2 separate regions of the Homo sapiens genome follow, and region 2 is linked to region 1. A link is a contact called in ENCODE Hi-C or POLR2A ChIA-PET data. All regions are on one chromosome and are shown on one strand. Each heading gives the region's core, a stretch centred on a gene start or an enhancer-like site at or near the end of the contact. The rest is flanking DNA. Distances are from core to core; before and after follow the strand shown. Region 1 overlaps PRTFDC1 (phosphoribosyl transferase domain containing 1). Region 2 overlaps APBB1IP (amyloid beta precursor protein binding family B member 1 interacting protein).

What was found. A loop is a pair of places that touch in the nucleus more often than their neighbours do. ChIA-PET counts read pairs that join two places held with the same protein, here RNA polymerase II (POLR2A). Pooled maps may share reads with other maps.
Region 2: a loop to region 1 is called in a map of posterior vena cava, with 13 times the contacts of the local background. The contact joins two enhancer-like sites. A Hi-C loop is called at or near these places in 1 of 168 maps with a recorded cell type or tissue (posterior vena cava) and 1 of 50 pooled maps. POLR2A ChIA-PET finds 5 or more read pairs at or near these places in 1 of 52 experiments (CD4-positive, alpha-beta T cell).

The regions. Positions count from the first base shown.
Region 1 is chr10:24,871,731-24,875,106 of GRCh38, forward strand. It overlaps PRTFDC1 (phosphoribosyl transferase domain containing 1), which reads right to left. Exons shown (of 9, transcript NM_020200.7): 4 at 268-333. Among named protein-coding and RNA genes, the nearest start is that of PRTFDC1, 79 kb to the right of the region's middle. Within about 2 kb of position 1,806, at least 12 of the 41 ENCODE cell types and tissues checked have a DNase peak (open chromatin) inside an H3K27ac peak, as active enhancers do.
Region 2 is chr10:26,490,514-26,493,697 of GRCh38, forward strand. It overlaps APBB1IP (amyloid beta precursor protein binding family B member 1 interacting protein), which reads left to right. Exons shown (of 15, transcript NM_019043.4): 3 at 1,814-1,885. The coding sequence starts at 1,814. Among named protein-coding and RNA genes, the nearest start is that of APBB1IP, 54 kb to the left of the region's middle. Within about 2 kb of position 1,843, at least 2 of the 41 ENCODE cell types and tissues checked have a DNase peak (open chromatin) inside an H3K27ac peak, as active enhancers do.

The DNA of each region.
Region 1 (3,376 bases), core at 556-3,055:
GAACAAGGTGGGCAAAGGGGTTTTGCTGTCTGAAACAAGATTGGAAGGAAGCTCGGAGAAGAAAGATTTGGTCTGCATGGTGTCTTGGAAGCATTCTAAAAAGAATGTTTTAGAAAGGGGAGATCATTAAAAGGATTCACGCAGCCATTTGTATGAATTGGAAAACCCGGGAGCATGTCTGAAATGTCCTGTGAGTGCTGACCTGAAATGCAGGTCACCGATGCCCCCAGACCTCAATGCGGTCTGAGCACAGTTACATGAACAAACCTTTCCAGCCAGCGTTGAAAGATCATCGCCTCCGATTATCTGCATCTCACCCATGGACTGGTCATTCTGCAAAAAAGAAGAAAAAAAAGGGAGACAATTTTACCGCACAAGAAAACCTTTAAAGCACATTTTCCTGTCTACCCAGTTAGTGGCCGGAATGTGCCTTACAAATATAGCACAAATAGCTAATAGGGATTCATGGTTGCCTATGGTTACCAAGAGCCATGCTCCTGCTACTGCCCTTGAGACAAAGCTTTCTAATGGCTGGCAGGGAGAGGCTGGGTGTGCAGGGGGAGTGGGAGAGAGGAGAGAGGACAGACAAATCTAACATGAAACAAAACACTCTGGAAGGTGTCTGAGCCTATCCTGGAGCAGAGAAAATTGGAGAAGACAGTCATGCTTCTGTGTTTTGCCTAGCTGGGGGTGGACTGAGTATGTGTCAGCTTTGCCACCAAGCTCTGATTAAAGATCTGCAGTGGAGAACAGTCAGATTCTGATTCCCTGAGAGACCGGAGGCCTCCTCTACTCCCCGCCATTGGAGATCCAGCCCCTCATCTGACATCCAGGGCAATTCTAACAGGCCATGAATCAAGAAGTATTGCACTTAGACCTTCTGACATGAATGATGAGGTCTCAGCCAATTTCTGCAGTCCTAAGAATATGACACTCAGAACTATACGTGTGTGTGTGTATATATATATATACACAAAATATATATAATACACAAAATATATATATATATACAAATATATGTGCACACGTGTGTGTGTATATATATATGTGTGTGTGTGTATATATATATATATATATTTTTTTTTTTTTTTTTTTTTGAGACAGGGTCTCACTTTTGGCCAGGCTGAAGTGCAGTGGGGTGATCCTAGCTCATTGCAGCCTCAATCTCCCAGGCTCAAGCAATCCTTCTGTCTCGGCTTCCCAAGTAGCTGAGACTACAGACAGGCACATACCACAGTGCCTGGCTAATTTTTTTCTTAATTTATTTTTATTTTTAGTACAGAAAAAGTCTTGCTATGTTGTCCAGACTGGTCTTGAACTCCCGAGCCCAAGTGATTCTCCTGTCTTGGCCTCCCAAAGTGCTGGGATTACAGATAGGCGCCACCATGCCTGGCCTCAGAGCCATATTTAGAAGACTTTTCATTCAAATCCTGTTAGAGTTTATGATCATTTACTTTCATCATGTTTATGTATGGTATATTATCCTGTCCTAATGAAACCTCACAAAACAAACAAACAAACAAAATGGATTGTTACATAGTGACCATCATGATAGAATGACACAGAGGCAAAACAAGAAACAGAACCAGCCACTTGTCTCCCAGCCTCATTACAGACCCACATTAAAGGAACCAAAGCCGATACATTCCGGCAGTCTGCTTCATGACCAAGCAAGAATGCTGTGATGTTGCAATCCCTTGATTCTAACAATAACCTTGGGGAGAAAAAAACAATATACGCACCATATGTGCTACATGCTGAACCAGGAAACGTCTTTAGTTACTGCTGTGGACAGCTGTCACTTTTGCTAGCTCAGCACCTTTCCTCCTAAAGAGGCCCTCCCTCTTCCTGGGGGGAGTCCATTCCACATGGTTCAGGTAGGGCCAGGCCTTTGCAGTGCAGGCCAACCAGCTGGGCCTGAAGCTATACCCAGTCTCAGACTTCCCAGCTACTCAAGCCAATTCCCTTAGGAATTTTCTTGGGCTGGTTTGAATTGGATTCTCTCACTTGTAACTGTGTCTCTATCTAGAAGTACAGTTACTTTGTTATGGAGTTGGTCATCTGGGAAGGGAAAAAACAGCCAAACCACCAGTAGGACAGTTTTGCCAATGAAACACCTTTTGTCTTTTTACCTTGCTGCTCAAACGAAAAAAAAAAAAGACCTTATAATTTTTTACCTTTTTTTTTTTTTTTAAGAGACATGGTCTCACTCTGTCACCTAGCCTGGAGAGCAGTGGTGCAATCATAGTTCACTGCTGCCTCAAACTCCTGGGCTCAAGCGATCCTCCTGCCTCAACCTCTCAAGTAGCTGGGACTGCAGGTGCTCACCACTATGCCTGGCCAAATATATTTTTACTTCTGCTTGGTAAAGCATTCACTCCTTACCATGGATGGTTGGAGGGGGCACAGGCAGACAAGGAGAGAGGCTTCACACACTAGCTCATCCTGAAAGTGGTCCACTAAGTTAGATAAAACCAGTGATTTTCTTCTTATGGGAATTGATGTCAAAAGGAGAAAAATCAAAGGATATTCTGAATTTACAGATGTTTTGCTGTTTTTGTTCATATATCACCAGATATTCACAAGTAGTCATGACAGTGGTTAAGGACTTGTCAAAAATGTCAAAGGAGAAAATTTTCTTGTCACTGCTAGAGATGCTGAAATAGAGGAATTAACACAGGAAGAATTTCTGCACATTAGACTTAAATATGTTGTTAATAGCAGCAGGAAAAATAAAATTTCAGTACTTCCAGGGACTGGGTTATACAGAATTGAATACAACTACTAAACTACAAAGTTTAATGTAACCAGTGAGATTTATAGTCTGTCAGATCAGAGTAAATTTCACAATAATTCTACTATTTTCATCTTCATTCTATTGATTAAAACCAAAAACCACAAAAATCAGATAACTAAATAATGTGCTAAAAGTCATAGATTATGTTACCAAGCAAGTGTTACTTAAGAAAGTCCTACTTCTTCCAAGTGTACAAACGTGTTTTTTTAAAATTTTTAATTGACCAACAATTACTATATATATTTGATATGGTTAGGCTGTGTCCCCACCAAATCTCATCTTGAACTGTAGTTCTCATAATTCCCATGTGTCATGGGGAGGGACCCAGTGGGAGGTAAATGAATCATGGAGGCAGTTACCTTCATGCTGTTCTCATGATGATGAGTGAGTTCTCACGAAATATGATGGTTTTATTAAGGGTCTTTTCCCCCTGCTTCATTCTGCACTTCTCCTTCCTGCCATCATGTGAAGAAGGGCATGTTTGTTTCTCCTTCCACCATGATTGTAGGTTTCCGGAGGCTTTCCTAGCCCTGTGGAACTGTGAATCAATTAAGCCTCTTTCCTCTATAAATTACCCAG
Region 2 (3,184 bases), core at 593-3,092, 1.6 Mb after region 1:
ACTCAGGAGGCTGAGGCACGAGAGTTGCTTTAGCCCAGGAGGCGGAAGTTGCAGTGATGTGAGATTGCACCACTGCACCCCAGCCTGGGCGACAAGAGCAAAACTCCATCTCAAAAAAGAAAAAAAGAAATGGAGTATCTTTATCTTTTAGCACTGCATTCTGAAATATTTATGGAAAAATAATATTTGCTTTAAAATATCTATTGTAGGAAGATATAAATGGAAAAAGATCAGTCCAGTTGAAAATTATTAAAGCTGGACAATGTGTACATGAAAATCATTATTCTCTCTGCTTTTTTATATATTTTTAATTTCCATATAAAAAGAATGAGATACAAATGCATGCATGTACAAATTCAAGTAAATATTGTGATTTGGCTTAAATAATACATACTGATTCCCTACACCCACCAGACTTCTCAGTATGAGCTATAATTGGCATTAATATTACAGTGTTTTAGAGCATTTTGAAATGTCCTTAGAGGCTGAGCAAGATGGCTCAATCTTGTAATCCCAGCACTTTGGGAAGTCGAGGCGAGTGGATCACCTGAGGTCAGGAGTTTGAGACCAGCCTGGCCAACATGATGAAACCTCGTCTCTACTAAAAATACAAAAATTAGCCGGGCATGGTGGCGGGTGCCTGTCATCCCAGCTACTCTGGAGGCTGAGGAAGGAGAATTGCTTTAACCTGAGAGACGGAGGCTGCAGTGAGCTGAGATTGCACCACTCACTCCAGCCTGGGGGACAGAGCAAGACTCCATCTAAAAAAAGAAAAAAAAAGAAAGAAAAGAAAAGAAAGAGAGAAATGCCGTTAGAAATGGTCTGCAGCAAATTCCTCATGTTACAGATGAAACAATTGATTACCTTTGCCAAACTACATAATGCTAGTTAAGTGGCCAAAGGACTAGTAATGTCTCCTAACTTCCCAACTTAGCCTTGCCAAAAATGTCAGGAAACAGAGCAGCCAGTTGCAACTCACAGTGCGTCCCACCCTATTTTGTCGCAAACTTTTCCTCTTCTTGGGCAATTGCTTCATTTGGTTTAGGCAAAGAAAGGTTAAAATGTAAAAAAAGTTTTCTTTCTATCTCTTTTCACTTGGCAGGGCTGCCATTTAAGTTCTAAGGGTTTGTCCACCAGTACTTCTAAATAAATGTACTAAAAACTATTATTTCAGAAATATCTTTTGAAAGCAGGGAATTATTGGGTAAATATGCTTAATCACTCCTCACATCATTTTTGTGTAAGGTTTTTTTTTTTTTTTTTTTGGAGACGGAGTCTCACTCTGTCACCCAGGCTGGAGTGCAGTGGCGCAATCTCGGCTCACTGCAACCTTCACCTCCTGGGTTCAAGCGATTTTCCTGCCTCAGCCTCCCGAGTAGCTGGGACTACAGGCACGTGCCACCACACCCAGGTAATTTTTGTATTTTTAGTAGAGATGGGGTTTCACCATATTGTTCAAGCTGGTCTCAAACTCCTGACCTCAGGTGATCTGCCTGTCTCGGCTTCCCCTAGTGCTGGGATTACAGGCGTGATCCAGCCTGTTTCTTTGGTGCCAAGAAGACTAGTTTAGCCTGGAAAAATTCAACTGTGGCTCTGAGGCATTTCCCAACGTTTGGCACAATCTTGGATCAAGCAGATTGGATAGAAGCCAGGCATGAAATTTCAGGCTAACATAAGCCTTCCTCTCAATATAGTCCTCTCCCAACTTAGCTGCCCATGGATGGGGCTCTTGGGGGAAAGAGAGGGATGCAAAGAGTATCCTAGGATCAGGCTTTTATGAGACTGCTAATATCTCAGTTTCTTCCTTTTTCAGATGGGTGAGTCAAGTGAAGACATAGACCAAATGTTCAGCACTTTGCTGGGAGAGATGGATCTTCTGACTCAGGTAAACTTCCCTTTTTAACTGGCAAATTGGAAAACAAAAATAGAGTTGCAGAATTTCATTGTAATATGACAAGGGAGCTGTCTTTTTTAAAACCCTGATATCGGGGGAACCAGCCCCCGATATTTCAATGTAGGTTCTTTTCTATTTTCCCTAAGTGACGGCGGGTCTGAGAAATAAAGGGAAGAGTACAAAAGAGAGAAATTTTAAAGCTGGGTGTCCAGGGGAGGCATCACATGTCGGCAGGTTCCATGATACCCCCAAGCCATAAAACCAGCAAGTTTTTATTAGCAATTTTCAAAGATGAGGGAGTGTATGAATAGGGTGTGGGTCACAGAGATCACATGCTTCAAGGGCAACAAAATATCACAAGGCAAATGGGCAGGGCAAGGTCACAAGGTCAGGGAGAAACTAGAATTATTAATGAAGTTCCATGCCCCGCTGTGCACGCATTGTCATTGGTAAACATCTTAACAGGGTTCAAGAGCAGAGAACCAGTCTGACTAGAATTCGCCAGGCTGGAATTTCCTAATCCTAGCAACCCTGGGGGCGCTGCAGGAGGCCAGGGCATGTTTCATCCGTTATCTTCAACTGCATAAGGCAGACACCCCCAGAGCGGCCATTTTAGAGGCCCCCCCGGGAATGCATTCTTTTCCCAGGGCTATTAATTATTAATATTCCTTACTGGGGAAAGAATTCAGTGATATTTCTCTTACCCGTTTTCGGTAATAAGAGAAATATGGCTCTGTCCTGCCCGGCTCCCAGGCAGTCAGACCTAATGGTTATCTCCCTTGTTCCCTGAACATCACTGTAATCCTGTTCTTTTTTCAAGGTGCCCAGATTTCATATTGTTTAAACACACATGATTTACGAACAATTTGTGCAGTTAACGCAATCATCACAGGGTCCTAAGGCGACATACATCTTTAGCTTATGAAGATGACAGGATTAAAAGATTAAAGACAGGCAGGGAAATCACAAGAGTATTGATTGGGGAAATGATAAATGTCCATGAAATCTTCACAATTTATGTTCAGAGATTGCAGTAAAGACAGGCGTAAGAAATTATAAAAGTATTAATTTGGGGAACTAATAAACGTCCATGAAATCTTCGCAATTTAAGTTCTTCTGCCATGGCTTCAGCCGGTCCCTCCATTCGGGGTCCCTGACTTCCCGCAACACCCTGAAGATTGGCAACATTATATAGTTCTGATATAATTGTGACAATGATGGGTTAAAGAAAAAGCTTGTTCCTGACTATATTCTTTTGAGTTCAGTTAATTTAATACATTGATTAGACAT